Regions from separate parts of the Homo sapiens genome. Here region 2 is linked to region 1. A link is a loop called in an ENCODE intact Hi-C map of the cell type or tissue named here. Cell type or tissue: ascending aorta. All regions are shown on one strand.

Evidence for each region. Peaks named below come from ENCODE experiments on the same cell type or tissue, not always from the same donor. Only the 100,000 strongest peaks of a DNase experiment are listed, where the experiment ranks them.
Region 2: it touches region 1 in a loop (2.7-fold over the local background); 2 of 110 quality-filtered maps call a loop at or near these places.

Annotation. Positions count from the first base shown.
Region 1 is chr6:153,127,312-153,135,311 of GRCh38, reverse strand. RGS17 (regulator of G protein signaling 17) reads left to right here and starts at 4,030. Exons shown (of 5, transcript NM_012419.5): 1 at 4,030-4,188. RefSeq lists a silencer at 4,099-4,148. In ascending aorta, no CTCF peak of the experiment used is centred here; DNase peaks (open chromatin) are centred at 3,772, 4,111 and 5,138; H3K4me3 peaks cover 3,265 bases; H3K27ac peaks cover 1,924 bases.
Region 2 is chr6:153,219,251-153,227,250 of GRCh38, reverse strand. No RefSeq gene overlaps it. Among named protein-coding and RNA genes, the nearest start is that of RGS17, 92 kb to the right of the region's middle. In ascending aorta, no CTCF peak of the experiment used is centred here; no DNase peak of the experiment used is centred here; H3K27ac peaks cover 1,614 bases.

The DNA of each region.
Region 1 (8,000 bases):
ACAGAAGCGTGGTATAAGATAACTAGTTAGGGACAATACTATATAGAACCTTCCAGGCTGTCTTAAGAATTACAAATTGTGTTTGAAGTGCAATGAAAAAAAAAACTCATTTGAGCGTGTTAAGAAAGGGTATGACACAACCTGATTGTTTTTATTTATTTTTTATTTTTATATTTTTTGAGACAGAGTCTCACTCAGTCGCCCAGGCTGGAGTGCCGTGGCGCCATCTCGGCTCACTGCAAACTCCGCCTCCCGGGTTCACGCCATGTTCCTGCCTCAACCTCCCGAGTAGCTGCGACTATAGGCGCCCGCCACCATGCCCGCCTAATTTTTTGTATGAGTAGAGACAGGGTTTCACTGTATTAGCCAGGATGGTCTCGATCTCCTGACCTCGTGATCCACCTGCCTTGGCCTCCCAAAGTACTGGGATTACAGGCGTGAGCCACCGCGCCCGGCCTCTGATTGTTTTTAAAAGATCCTTCAGCTCTTAGTGTGTCCGGAATTGGTGGGTTCTTGGTCTCACTGACTTCAAGAATGAAGCCACGGACCCTCACGGTGAGTGTTACAGCTCTTAAGGTAGCGCGTCTGGAGTTTGTTCCTTCTGATGTTCGGATGTGTTCGGAGTTTCTTCCTTCTGGGGGGTTCGTGGTCTTGCTGGCTCAGGAGTGAAGCTGCAGACCTTCGCGGTGAGTGTTACAGCTCTTAAGTCAGCGCGTCTGGAGTTGTTCGTTCCTCCGGGTGGGCTCGTGGTCTCGCTGGTTTCAGGAGTGAAGCTGCAGACCTTCGCGGTGAGTGTTACAGCTCATAAAATCAGCGTGGACCCAAAGAGTGAGCAAGTAGCAAGATTTATTGCAAAGAGCAAAAGAACAAAGCTTCCACAGTGTGGAAGCAGACCGGAGTGGATTACCACTGCTGGCTCCAGCAGCCTGCTTTTCTCCTCTTATCTGGCCCCACCCTCATCCTGCTGATTGGTAGAGCCGAGTGGTCTGTTTTGACAGGGCGCTGATTGGTGCGTTTACAATCCCTTAGCTAGACACAAAGGTTCTCCAAGGCCCCACCAGAGTAGCTAGATACAGAGTGTCAATTGGTGCATTCACAAACCCTGAGCTAGACACAGGGTGCTGATTGGTGTGTTTACAAACCTTGAGCTAGATACAGAGCGCCGATTGGTGTATTACAATCCCTGAGCTAGACATAAAGGTTCTCCACGTCCCCAGCAGACTCAGGAGCCCAGCTGGCTTCACCCAGTGGATCCCGTACTGGGGCTGCAGGTGGAGCTGCCTGCCAGTCCCGCGCCCTGCGCCTACACTCCTCAACCCCTGGGTGGTCGATGGGACTGGGTGCCGTGGAGCAGGGGGTGGCGCTCGTCGGGGAGGCTCCGGCCGCAGGGGAGCCCATGGAGGGGGTGGGAGGCTCAGGCATGGCAGGCTGCAGATCCCGAGCCCTGCCCCGCGGGAAGGCAGCTAAGGCCCGGTGAGAAATCGAGCGCAGCGCCGGTGGGCTGGCACTGCTGGGTGACCCAGTACACCCTCCGCAGCCGCTGGCCCGGGTGCTAAACCCCTCATTGCCCGGGGTCGGCAGGGCCTGCCGGCTGCTCCGAGTGCGGGGCCCGCCAAGCCCACGCCCACCCGGAACTCCAGCTGGCCCGCAAGCGCCGCGCGCAGCCCCGGTTCCCGCTCGCGCCTCCCCCTCCACACCTCCTTGCAAGCTGAGGGAGCCGGCTCTGGCCTTGGCCAGCCCAGAAAGGGGCTCCCACAGTGCAGCGGTGGGCTGAAGGGCTCCTCAAGTGCCGCCAAAGCGGGAGTCCAGGCAGAGGAGGCGCCCAGAGCGAGCGAGGGCTGTGAGGACTGCCGGCACGCTGTCACCTCTCATTAGGAGGGTGTTGTTCGGGGTTGTGGAGGATAGAAATGAGCAGACAGAATAGGGGCTTTTGTGGTTGCCCAGGTGAGAGATGACAATAGCTTGGACTAAGGTTATGGCAGTAGAGAGGGAGCAAAGTAGATACCTTGGAAATATATTTTGGAGGTGAAGAAAACATGACTAATTAATTGAGTGCGGGGATGAAAGAAAGCAACAAAACGAGGATGACTTCTAAATTTTTGGAATGAACAACAGAGTAGAACAATTTGAGGAGGAACAGGTTTGGAGGGGGTGGATATCCGGAGTTCCGCTTCTGAGATGCCTGTTAACCATGATAATAATAGTATCTACCTTGTAGGGTTGTTGTGAACAACGAATACGAAATATGAGGAGAATTTAGATCTGTACCTAGCATGTAGTAATTGTTCAATAAATACCAGCTACGACAATTATTCCTCAAGTGGAGATGTAAAGGTAGTGAAGGACATAAGAGTTCTGTGTGAGGCCAGGACAGGACTGAAGACATAAATCTGAAAGTTATATAGGATTCAACGCTGCTCAAATCATTTTTGGTGAAGAACTTTTATCTTTATCCACCGCGAATCAATACTGCAGTGGACTAGCCGTGTTTGTCTCTCCAAAATTCGTATGTTCGCATTCTAACCCTCAAGATGATGATATAAAGAGGTGGAACCCTTGGAAGGTGGTTAGGTCATGAGGGTGGAGCCCTCATGAATGGGACTAGTGTCCTTATAAAAGAGACCCCAGAGAGCTCCCTTGCTCACTTCCACCACGTGAAGACACAGCAAGGAGTCAGCAGTTCATGAGCTCGGAATTGGGCCCTCACCAAATAAGGTATCTGCCTACATCTTGATCTTGGACTTCCCAGTCTCCAGAACTGTAAGAAATCAGTTTCTGTTGTTTATAAGCCATCCAGTCTATGGTATTTTGTTATAGCAGCCTGGAAGACAAAGACAAATACTTCTGTGAAATCCAACAAAAATGAAGACACTTTGAAGAGCACTAGTACTCAAAGCCATGGGAGGCCCTGGAGGAGGCCCTGAGACATATTTAACCCAAGTACCCGTGAGTCTATGAGGATGGAGGCACAGGAGAGTTCAGTAGGCTGAAATAACACAACGCTTGCTTACATGAACACACAAGGAAGGGGAACTCACACAGATTTACAAGTAATCTGTTTTAATTAGGTGTAAGAAAAAAAAGCCCATTCACTCCTGCAGGAACTCCCTCCTCTTCCCACAGATGTGGTATCTGAAGAGCAAGACACTGCTTCTCCACTTCCTCCGCACAAACACTTTAGTCTAATCATTGGAGATGCAATCTAGCGCTCGGGTTGCATTAAGTATCCCAAGCTCCTTCCCTACCAAGCTGGGCTCCACTTGGGCACAGAACGATTATCAGACCTGGTAACTACCAAGCTGTCCCCTAAGGATGCTCTAGGCCCCAAGCATCAGCACCTCCGTTAATAATTCTCCACTCTTGCCTTGTCATCGGCTTTTCTCACTCAAAACTCTGCTCCAGCGAGTGGTCCGGGCGCCTGAGGCAGCTGGCATGGGCTAGGCCAGAGAGCACCTGCACTGATTCTTAGGAGAAAAGGTCCTCTTTCTGGGCGAGGAAGTCAATAAAGTAAAGGACGCTTCATAAAGTCCTTCGGGAAGCAAAACTTGCTTAACTTCACACTTCCTTGAACCCCCACGCAGGGAATGCTTCCTCCGGGACCCGGAGCAGGCAGGCTGCTGTGCCTGGCAGGCCGGCTCCTGGGTGCAAGGCTCCCGCGCAGCCCAGGACAGCAGCGCGCGGGCTACGGGCGAGTGGAGTTGCAGGGGCCCGGGCGGAGAGCCGCTGTCACCCAGGGAAGCTCTCGGGACTCCGGGCCTCCCGCGAAGCTCCGGACGGGCGTCACCGAAGCCGAGAGTCCCGGCCGAGCCCCTCCGCACGGTGGGCGCCGCGCCCAGGCGAGCGCGCGAGGTCGGGCGGGGCCGGGGGCCGCCCGGGGAGGGGGCGGGGCCGGGACTCTCGCGGCCGCGCGCAGGGGCTGGGAAGCTGCCCCTCCGGCCGCGCCGGGCGAGGGGCTGCGCCGGCCCGCGAGGCGCATGCGCGCTGCCGAGCGGCTCTCGCTCCCTCCCCGCCCACCGCTCCCTCCTCCCCCTCCCCCTCCTCTGCATCCTCGCCGCTCTCCCTCTCTCCTCGCCCGCTGGGTGCTGAAGTTGGGCGGATGGCAGCAAACCGGCTCCGCTAGAGGACCGAGCCGCCCAGCCCCGCTCCCCCGGACCCATCGGCGCGCTGCCCACACCTCCAGGCGACCGGGTAAGACGCTGCCTCCAAAACAAGCGGTGCTAAGTAAATGACATCAAAATGTCTGCTTTGCACCAATGGATGGATTTTTTTCAAGGTAGGGGGGAGGTGAAGGAAGGAGGGGGCGGAGAGCGCGACCGCCCATGCCCCGGCGGGGGCGGCTGCGCGGCGCTGGGGTCTCAGCTGTGGCCGCGGCGCCCTGAGCGGGAGCGGGGGCCGCGCCGCGGGTCCGGGAAGTTGAATCCCGCGTCGCTGCCTGGACGCGGTCCGCTCGCCGCCCTCAGCTGCTGCAGGGAACCGGGCGAGTGTCCTGCCCGCCGGGGAACGCTCGGCCAGGTCCCAGAGTTCCCGCGGAGAGCGGGGCGCCTGCTGGGGGCGGCCGGGAGGGCCGGGCCAGGGGCGCGGGAGACCCCGCGGGGACGCGAGGTGTTGCGGGTTTTGTGCGGTTGGTTGGGAACGAGGAGAATGTGCCATCAACAGTGTCCAATCGACTGATCACCTTGGGTGCTGTGTTTCCTCCCTTATCTCTCTTTACCTTTGGGAAAATGCACTGCTCAGGTGGGGAAGGTGTTCGAAGAAGAGGTTGCGAAAATGAATCCTTTGACCAGCAGTAAAATACCGGAGGGGTGTGTGTGTGTGTGTGTGTGTGTGTATGTGTATGTATGTATAGGGGGTGGGGGGTCTCTTTTGTTCCTTCCCCTCCCCTTAGTCAAAGGAAAGGGAGTCCTGGCGTGTGCGGCGCGGGGTGGATTCCACAGCCACCGAGGGGGCGAGGACGAGGAACGCCCACCAACCGCGAGTCGCTGCCCGGGTGGGCGCATCGGAGCCTCCTTTGCTGTAGGTGATGGTGGTCTTTCCGTGATCGATGGAATCATAGTTTAATCTCTGCCTCCCCGCCAGCCTCCCTGCTGTCCCTCATCGAGTGCTGCGGCAGAGGCTGGGTGCAGACACGGCCGCTTTCTCCTCTTCTCTCTGCCTCCCTGTCTCCCTGAATAAATGCCGGAGGACTAGGGGATGGCGGAGGGACAGAGCTGGACTCGGAAGCCGCGGGTGGGAGCTGCTCCTCGCGAGCCCGAGGCTGCTGGCACCTTGTCGCGGGCAGCCCGCGCCAGCCTCGGGAGTCCCTGGGCTCCGGGAGAGCGAGCCGGGGTCGCCTGGCCACAAAGATGCCCGCGCGCCCGCCCTGCGTACGGGACCCGCCCTGCGCCCTGAGCCCTGCGCCTCGCCCGGAGCCCGGGACGTCGGTTCACGTGGGAGAACCCCTGTCGCCCGGGGACGATTGACCCTGGCTCCTGGCATAACTCTCCTGACCTCCCCTGACCTTTCCATAAATGCTTCTTTCAAAAGATTCACTATAAGATTTGTCTGGAGAACTTCACACTCTTCAGAGTTATTTCTTTCTTTTCTTAAATTGTTTTACGGCGAGATTCTCTCCAGCGTGGGATGGCTTTCACAAATAATAAAGAGAAATCTTAGTTTGGTTCCCATCTAGAATAAGCAGTTCTGAGGCTGGGTGCCATCTGCATTTCCGGCGTTCATACATACTGGTTTTCCGGGTGATGAACCCTTCTGAAAATCATTTAATTGAAGACGTGAGAATTGATTTTTATTAGTGTAGTGGAAAATAATGCTTTCCTCCTCGATTCACAACTGCCAGACGCTGCGTGTACGAAATAATTTGCAAACCGTGAAACATTTAAAGTACATTGTACTTGTTTCCGAAGTCTTCTGTAGTGAGAGTATTATCCAAGAAATATGCATTATAGCACTCCTATCTAATGGAAGGGTGATTTAATACAAATGAATGAGAAGTTTGACCTCCTCCAGTTGTTACTGTTGTTAAGCCATTTCTTCTGTTAACATGAACTAAAACAGTAATTAGCACACTCATGGGAGACTGGATTTATTCACTAGTTTTTATAGTCTTTTGAAACCCGCACTTAGAGCCACCATAGGAGAGTAGTTTATTTAGTTTGAGGTAACAAGAAAAGAAGTGTTCGTTATTACAAAAAGATTGAGTGGTATTACTTATTAAATAAGATAAATCTCCATGGCAATGACACGTGATCTCAGAGCCAGGGGCACTCATCCTTCCTCCTGAAATTAGTCTGAACGATTAAGAAAACCGTCGAATTTACAGAACAAATAACATAAGGTGTCTGTTATGCTGATTGATTTCGACCCTTTTTGCTATAGTTCCGCAACTACTCCTTGGCGTTTAGTCCCCACGGAAGGGAATTAACAAGGAGAGTTAATTTACTATCCTGTTCATTCTAAGGCAAACAGCATTTCCTTCTCAAATAGGTATCTCTTTGGTTGTAGGGCTCTTCCTCTGAGGTACTTATTTATTTGAATTCATCATGTTTAAGGTCTAAGTTCCTTATTCCTGTGACCATTTTATACTTTTGCATAATAATAAATAATAATAATAATAAACCTTCCTTAACATTTCCTACCACGAGGGCCACGGTCTTTGAAGAAAAGGAGAAATATATATTCTTACCCGTTTGATCTTACTGTAACAGCCAAGTAAAAGTGAAAATTTTAAATCTGAATTGATCAAAATTCTGGTTGACTTGCAGAGTAAAGTCTAAGAAAGATTTTACCTTTTAATCTAAAGCCGTAGAGATAATGGCCTTTGTGTCAGAAGTCCGTTTGCTAAAATACATGGGCTTTCCTGGAAAAGGAAGGTAGGCATGGATGATGAGGTACGATGCCAAGAGGGCTGGGAGTCCATTCAACCACATTTCTGCTGAGAATCCTGTTTCTGATACTCTCCAACTCTGCTTACTTAACACTGAGAATACTGCACTACCAAAGAGGGCAAATCGAAGGACCGCTATATACCCAGAGGTTGAGAATAATGCTATGTGATGTTAAAAGCATTTTATTTCACCTGATTGGTATAGTTAGAGTGTAAGTGTGAATGCATTGTGGAGGCGTAAAATTATATGACATTTCCAAGGGAGTGTCAAGGGTCCTCAGACAAATATATTTTTATGGAAAACCTTAAAATAATCCTTTGCTATAGGTAGCCAATAGGTAGCCAAGACTTTCAGTGTGAGATTGATGGATACTCCCACCTTCCTTCTCTCCCTACCCACACTTATCTCTGAAAAAAAGACACTTTCCTAACTTCCAAAGAAATTCATTTAGACGATCATTCCTGCTATTGTGCCAGCACCTGGCACAGTATGTGGCAAAGGCAGGTGTAAAATAATTTTTCCTAAATTAATAAATTTTGCAGGGTCGACATGGCTCGCAAAAGTCTTCCAAGGTAAGAATTGCATTTTTAAAATCAGCACTTACACTGTTTACCAAGTACACTAGTTGGGCTCCTAAAACTCGTGTTTATGGTCCTACATCTTTGGAGGAAGCAATTTTCAGAATTGTCGTTTTGGGAATATATATGTGTTTAATACAACATTTATATTACTGATTTGTTTCCCAATTATAAAAGCTCTATATTTGCTTATCTTAGATCCCCTACGATACAAAATTACCTATAGGCAGATATGGATGTGAAGAGCATGAATTTTGGGTCAAGCTGGCTTTAGCTTGTATTGTGGCTCCTCCCTTTAAAAACTTTATTGCTGTAGGCAAGTTACTAATCTGTCCTGAGCCTCAGTTTCCTCAGACATACAAGAGGGATGAAGGCAGGATGCAAGCATAAATACAATGCAATGTATATAAAGTACTGAACATAGTGCTTGGCATGTACTGAGTGCTTATAATTATCTCAATACCTAAAGAACTGCTATTGAAAACACAGCATGGTTTACCACAAGTTTATTTGCTTTATATAAACGTACCATTGTTTTAAG
Region 2 (8,000 bases), 92 kb before region 1:
ATTTATGTTGTTGAATTTAAAACAAATCTGTGTATTTAGGACTAATTTATTTTAGCTCATGGTACTTTTTTGGTTGAAAGATAGATAACGTTGGTTGAAAGATAGATGGAAAGTCCTGGCTGCGAGTTGTTCAGGTTCTTGGCTTGTTGAACGAAAAATTAAACAAAATGCACAAACAAAGCAACAAAGAGCGAAGCAAGGAAAGCACAGATTTATTGAAGCAAAAGTACACTCTACAGAGTGGGAATGGGCTACAGCAAGCAGTTCAAGGGCCCTGATTGCACTGTTCTTTGGGGTTTTTATTAGACTAAAATAATTTGGTAACACCCTTAGGTACCTTTTAGAGGCCTCCAATTGGTTACACCCTATGCAAATAAAGGCTTGGTCCATGACCGATCAGAGGCTGAAGTGAAGGCTTGGCCCAGACCAATCAGAGGCATTTCCTGTTTCTGACATGGGGGGAAGGGGTTTTGTAGAGGGAAGGGCCTCTGACCTCTTGTCACTTGGGCATCGAGAGGTAGGGTTTTCCTCTCAGTCCAATTCCAAGAAGTCAGCTGCAGGTTTGCCTTAGGCTCCCTGTCTCCAGACCCCATTCTCCTACCTCAATAACATCCTAGAAATCTAAAAAAATAGTTTGATAAGTGAGTAATATATAAATAAAAGCCAAGTGCATATGCCTAACTTGTTACAATTTGCTATTTATGAAATCATTAAAATGCATATTATAAAAATGTCCAGCATTTTAAATTAGCTAGGAAGAATATTAATTTTTGCTTGTACTTTTCTTAATATTTTTATTTCATAAATTTCTATTACTAAACTCAACATAAAAAGTATGAAAGTCAGATGTTTTACTACATATTTTCCTACATATTATGTTTTGAAATCTCAAAAATCAAATAAAATCACATTCTCTTGGGTTCTTTTCCTTTCAATTTATCATCATATATAAACAGGATTAAAAATTACTCTTTTATAACTTCTAAACATTTATTCTCTAAATAACCTAGAGAGTAAATAAAATGTCATAAGAAATCTTTACACATTAGGAAATTGGTCCAACACCTCATAAGTACTTACTTGGCACATGGTATTCTCTCAAGAAAGCATGAAAAAAGAGATTTTAATTGAAATTTAACAGATAAAATATTTGTGTTGATCATATTAGCATACATCATCTGAAAAAGTAGTGTTGTAGACATACATTTTTATTATTAAAATGTATTTTAAGTCTAGGCACGGTGCCTCACACCTGTAATCCCAGCACTTTGAGAGGCCAAGGTGAGCGATTCCCTTGATCTCAGGAGTACGAGACCAGCCTGGGCAACATATCAAAACTCCGTCTCTACAAAAAAGACAAAATTTATCCCAGGATGGTGGTGTATGGCACATGCCTGTAGTCCCAGCTACACAGAAGGCTGAGGTGGAAGGACCATTGCTTGAGCCCGGGAGGCAGAAGCGGAGGTTGCAGTGAGGTGAAATCATAAAACTGCACTCCGCCCTGTCTCAAAAGAAAAAGGTATTTTAAACGTTTTGTCTTCTTTTTAAATAGCTTATTTGTCCTTTAAATGGATTTGAAACCATATATATATATATATATATATATATATATATATATATATATATAAATGCCTTAGATAAATTTATATTATAATCTCACCTACAGCTTAGTAATTTTGATGTATTTCTTGTTTAGTTTAAACACCTCTTCTTTTAATATCTTTCAGTAATTCTTTTTATCGAAAAGGTAATAGCAGACATTCAGAACTAAGAAAATGTATACCATGAACATGCTCTCACCAAAAAAAAAACTGAAAAAAAATGAGATTAATTTGCCTATATATTAATAGAAACTTCTTTAGCCATCTGGGGTTTACTTTTGTGGGATAAGACTAAGACAAGCTAAGTTTTATTATTTTTATAAGAAATATTTTGTATTCTCTTTTTTTTCCTGCTCAAATGCCCTTCTGCTTAATTGGAGGTTCCCAAACTTCCTCGGTTCGTGGCACCCTTAAATAATTTAATATTACTTAATAACCACGCTTAAACTATTCAATAACCACAATTACACATTAATGAAAGCATATGTGCCTACTGATCACAGCCATAACTTCTCAAATCTTGAAATCAGATTGAACACCTCCAGCCTCATTTCTTGTTACACATCGATTTTCATATAGGATGTGCTTTTTTATCAAAACACCCATCAAAAATCCAGTTTCGCAAAAACGTGACATCATAGAAAGAAATGAAGTACAATCAAATTTATGAACTACCTTAAGCTAATTTACACATATACAAAAGATGTCCTGTATTCCTCTGTTTCTCTCAAAAACTGAAAATATCCCATTGTGTCAGTTTATGGTAATACCCCCAGACATCTTGGCACACAGTTTGGGAACCACAAGATTCTTTTCTTAATCTTGAAATTGTATAATACTATCAGGCTACATGAAAGTATTGGTCTCTTATAATTAAATATGTTTGCTTATAAGGATCCATTTTTATTTGTAATATTTGTGGTTTAAACGAATCCTTTAAGTCCTTTAAAATTTTTTTGTTATATTTTTCCTATAAAAAATATACCCAATACCTATAAGTTGAATCCCTATTCTCTGTCTCCCAAGTCTTACATCTCCCTGCTCCCTTCTGTCAATTGGTTTTTATTTTTCTCCACATTCTGAAAAAGATTCTGAAGTTATGATTCTTCAGTATAGTCTATTTTTTTTTTTTTCCAGGCAGAATCCTGCTCTGTTGCCTAGGCTGGAGTACAGTGGTGCAATCTCTGCTCACTGCAACCTCCACCTCCTGGATTCAAGCAATTCTTCTGCCTCAGCCTCCCAAGTAGCTGGGACTACAGGCATGTGCCACAACGCTCAGCTAATTTTTGTATTTTTAGTAGAGACGGGGTTTCACCGTGTTGGCCAGGCTGATCTTGAACTCCTGACCTCAGGTGATCCGCCCACCTCGGCCTCCCAAAGTGCTGGGATTACAGGCATGAGCCACCACACCCAGACTCCATATTAGTCTTTTAACTTTCTCCAGTTTCAGTTCTGCCTGTCACTGCTTGAGGTGTGTATTGGTCTACTAGGGCTGTATCGTATTAAAATGCTGGGGGGACCTAAACAACAGAAGTTTATTTTCTCACAGTTCTGGAGGCTGAAGTCCAAGATCAAACTGCTGGCAGGGTTGGTTTCTGGTGCAGCCTCTCTCCTCGGCTTGTAGACACCACCTTCTCTCTGTGTCCTCCCATGGCCTCTCTTCTGTGTGTGCTCACTCCTGGTATCTCTTCCTATTCTTACAAGGACACCAGTCTTTTGGATTAGGATCCACCCTATGACCTCATTCAAGGGGGCCTTTATTACCTCCTTCAAGACACTATCCCTAAATACAGTCATATCTGAGGTTAGAGCCTCAACATATGAACTTTGGGGTCACACAATTCCGTGCATGACAAGGTGTATATGGAAACTCTGTAAGTGTATTAATTTAAACACATCTTTTTCACTTCACTCACTTTTCTGTTAATTTTGTATATGCCTCTTAGCTCCTCTTTCATCTTTTTGTTTTATCTTGTCTTTTGTTTCTCATGCCACATAGTTTATATTTTTCTGAATTTAGTTGATAGAAAAAAGGCCATCTTCTAAATGTTTTCTACAGGATATCCCTTCTCTGCTATAATCTTTATCTTTTACGTTACAGGATGTCTCCATCTGACCCACTCTGTTGGTTTTCCTGCTGCTCTCATCTGTTGATTTATCTTTCTGTAAGTAGAAAACTACTGTGACACCGTTTCTAGTTTTTGTTTATAAACAACATCAAAGTTCTGTGAATTATCCATGGCTGCCTTCACTGTATAGCTGGTTGCTTTCAGAGTCCTCTTTCTTTGGGTGGAAGCCTCATTGATGTGCATTGACTGACTCTAATGAAACTTTCAGCACTTTGCAATCTCTTATTGAGTGTCGAACTGCAAGACTGAGAAGGGACTTAGCAGTTTCCATTACTTGGTCATCTGATTATGATAATTGGAGTTTATTTCTGAAGTTAAAAATAGTCCACTTATCTTTCTTCCCAAAAAAGTATATATGGAAGAAAAAAAACCCAGAATGCACCACTTTTGTGAGTTTTCTAAGGCTATCCCATTATATCTATTGATTTTATATTGAATGTAAAGTAATTTATTCTAAGCACTTCTGTCAATAGCTACCTTGTGTCAATGGAAACTGAAGTTCCAGAATCTGTTCATCACACAAGTATTAATGGAGGAATAAGGGTAATGAATACCTATGGCTCGCTGCTTAAGAGAAACAGTTTCTCTTGTTCAGGAATATAAAAGCTTTGTCTGTAGTCTACCTGAGCAATAGATACAGATGTTTGGATGACCTAGGAACTTGCCAGTGGCTTCAGATCCACAGACTTTAAGATTGATCATATAATTATACTCTCTGTTTAATATTAAAAAGATGAATATTAAATTGTCCCTATGTCAGTATAAAAATCATTAACTTACAAGCGCTCCCAGCCTTCCTTTGCCCTACCCTCATACAGGATCTTCTAAGTTGTCCCATTTGGTTCTCTTTTCTACCCACTCTGCTTTATGGAGGACCTTTCTTATTAGACCTGGTGTTTTGGCTTTTGTGAGAAAGAATTGGAGGAAGGCAAGAGGGTATGAGGAAAATGTGAGATTCACAAAGGTTACAGAAAAATTGTGGCCTGGAGAATGATGGGCATGGGAGCAGCTTTGGGGTGAGTCAGGTGGACGGAAAAGGAAATTCAGGGAGGTTTTAAGGCCTGTTGAGGACCAAGTGTTCCCATTATTGTATGATTTTGAAATTACTCTTGCTTTCCAGGACGTTTCCCTTTCAACAGTGGGGTTGAGTCACCCAGGTCAGCATTTCCAAGTGTTATATTTGATGGTGGTAATGGGAGTTAAAGCCAAGGTTTGAAGCCAAGATTTAAAGCCAAGGTGTCATACCCAGCTGGATTTCAGATTTAAATTACCAGCCTCAATCTGAGCTGCTTATGTATTTGCACCAAGTCTTCCTAAATTCTGAAGAAAGGAAGAAAGGGAAAATCTGGGCCCCGCATGAGCAGGGATGGTTTTGGGCCACCACCAGACAATAAAAGGGCGTGTGTGGAGACCACATTAAAGTTGGAATTTCAGTTTAGGGGAATGCATGGTTTGGTCCTGGATGTTCCAGGCAGAAAACCAAATTTGTGCAATGTTATCCCAGTTAACTCAATTGAGAAAATGTTTTAAGCTTCCTTGGAAATGCCAGGCATTTGACTCTTAAGTGGACACCAAATTTCTTACAAAGATGCCAGACCTATTGTCTTAGCTGGTACAAAGCTTCCACCTGGCTCCACCTAATGCAAACAGCCTTATGGACGTGGTCTTGGTTTGGGGAATCCCAGTCAGAACTCCCAAGGCAAGCTACTTGCAGCCAGAAAATTGAAACGTTCATAGAAAATAATTGGTAGAATTTAGAAAGGGCTTTCCCTTCAAGTAATCAAGGATGAGAAATTCTAGACCTCTTTCCATGTTCAAACACTTAGATCAGTTTCATTTTGTTTTAATTTACAAAAAATGGAATCAAACACATTGATCCCAGCTTGTTTTTACAATTAGTTTTTCTTATGTGAATAGTTACGCTAAATTTCAAAAGATATAAATTCAACTTCATTTGTTATGCTTCATAATATTTAATAAGATAAGTAGAGTACAAATGGTTTCATTTCAATATGGATGCACATCCAGATTGTTTCTAGTTATTTGACCATTGTTTTCTTATTATTATATTTTTATGTCTTATTATTTTTATTTCCATAGCATAGATTCTAAAAAAAACATGTTTGCTGGGCCAAAAGTGTAAAGAACTGTGAAAATTCAGATTTTCTTCCTTCCTGCAAGCTAACAAGGTACCCTGCGACAATTTCATGAATGTTGGCAGATGACATGCGATCCAAGGGTGAGAGAAAAACAATGGTTTATTACTTATAGCAGTAGCATTTCCACCAGTTCCTCAAGTTGCAATTCCCGTAGTGTGATATAGAAAGGACCAGGCAGTCACAGTGGGTTTGATTACAACAGAAGAAACTAAACTTAAGAAACTTGAGACCAGGCATGGTGGCTCATGCCTGTAATCCCAGCACTTTGGGAGGCCAAGGCTGATGGATCACAAGGTCAAAAGTTCGAGACTAGCCTGATCAACATGAGGAAACCCCGTCTCTACTAAAAATACAAAAATTAGTCAGGTGTGGTGGTGCACACCTGTAATCCCAGCTACTCAGGAGGCTGAGGCAGGAGAATTGCTTGAACCAGGTGGCGGTGGTTGCAGTGAGAAGGGATTGGGTTATTGCACTCCATCCTGGGTGACAGCAAGACTCTGTCTCAAAAAAATAAGTAAAATAAATAAATAAATAAGAAAGAAAAGTAAAAGAAACGTGAATCTCTCTCATAATTAGCAGTAAACGCACCTGCTTTTTGCTCCAGATGGAGACACCAGCTCTGTCTTCCAAGGTTCTTCACGATACAAGTATTTTTGAAAATATAGTTTGGAACAAAGGCAATCAGTGTCTCTGTTTTCAAGAAGTACAGAAGTATGGTAGACCCATAGAAAATTGTCTCCTAAAAATGTGCATGTGTGCTGTTGTGTTTTCTTACTTTTAGTAACTATTGCCAAATTGCTTTCTAAAAAAAAGCTGGAGAAATTTAATGCTATAATACTTGCAGAAGTTAGTTTCCCTACATTTCACTAGCCTTGATCTTACATGTTCCTTTAATTTTGGTTGAATGGTAAAAATAATATTCAACAGTTGCCTTCATTTCATTTCTCGGACTACATTTGAATTATGTACATTTTCATAATTTTACTAGGTGTTTGTAGTTTTTCTTTTGTCATACCTATTTATGTTTTCTTTTTACTCTAGTATTGTTTTTTGTTTGTTTGTCTGTTTTCTTTTTAGAGATGGGGTCTTGCTATGTCGCCCAAGCTGGTCCGGAACTCCTGAACTCAAGGGATCCTCCTGCCTCAACCTCCCAAAGTGGTAGAATTACAAGTGTGAACCACTGCCCCTGGCCTTTATTTTTTAATTATAAATTTCTAGGAAAAATTTATGCTAGGGAAAATAAATGTTTGTTACAAGTACTTTTTCTACTTTTTTTAAGTTTTCTTAGCTGACTTTCGCCGTATACATTCTAAAATTGGGGATTGGAAAAAATTTTTCTTCCATAATTTCTTTACTCTTTCAACCAAATCACCTACAAGTACCATACAAATTTTCTTTTAAAATTTTTATCATTTCATTTTGTATCAGTGATTAGTCTAACTAGGACTTATTTTCTGTGTAATGTAAGCTGAGAGTGTATCTCTGATTTTGTTGAAGAATTGCTGGTTACATTAACATCATATACTTAATAAGCCATTCTTTTGCAACTGAATTGCAATACCAACCTTGTCATATTTTAATTTCTCACATATATTTATATCTACTGTTGGTCCCTATATTCTGTTCCATTTATATACTTGTTCTTTTCTGTGTGAATATCATATATTCATTAGAATATAATCCAAAATAAAGTAAGTTCCCCCACCCAATGGCATACAGGTAAATAATTAACTGATTGTCTTCAAAACCCTGACTTATAACATTTGCCTATTTCTGTGGTATAATTATTCCATCGTGTCTGATTTAAGGGTACCAATACTCAATAAATTGTCTGCATTGAGAAGAGAGACACACAATTTGCACTTCTACATTTTTTTTTAAACGTGGTGGTTTGTTTTCTTTTTTTTCACGTTTTCTTTTTTTATTTCAATAGGTTTTTGGGGAACAGGCATTGTTTGATTACACAAATAAGTTCTTTAGTAGTGATTGCTGAGATTTTGGTGTACCCATCACCTGAGCAGTGTACACTGTACTCAATGTGGAGTCTTTTATCCCTCACCCCATCTCACTCTTTCTCCTGAGTTCCCAAAGTCCATTGTATCATTCTTATG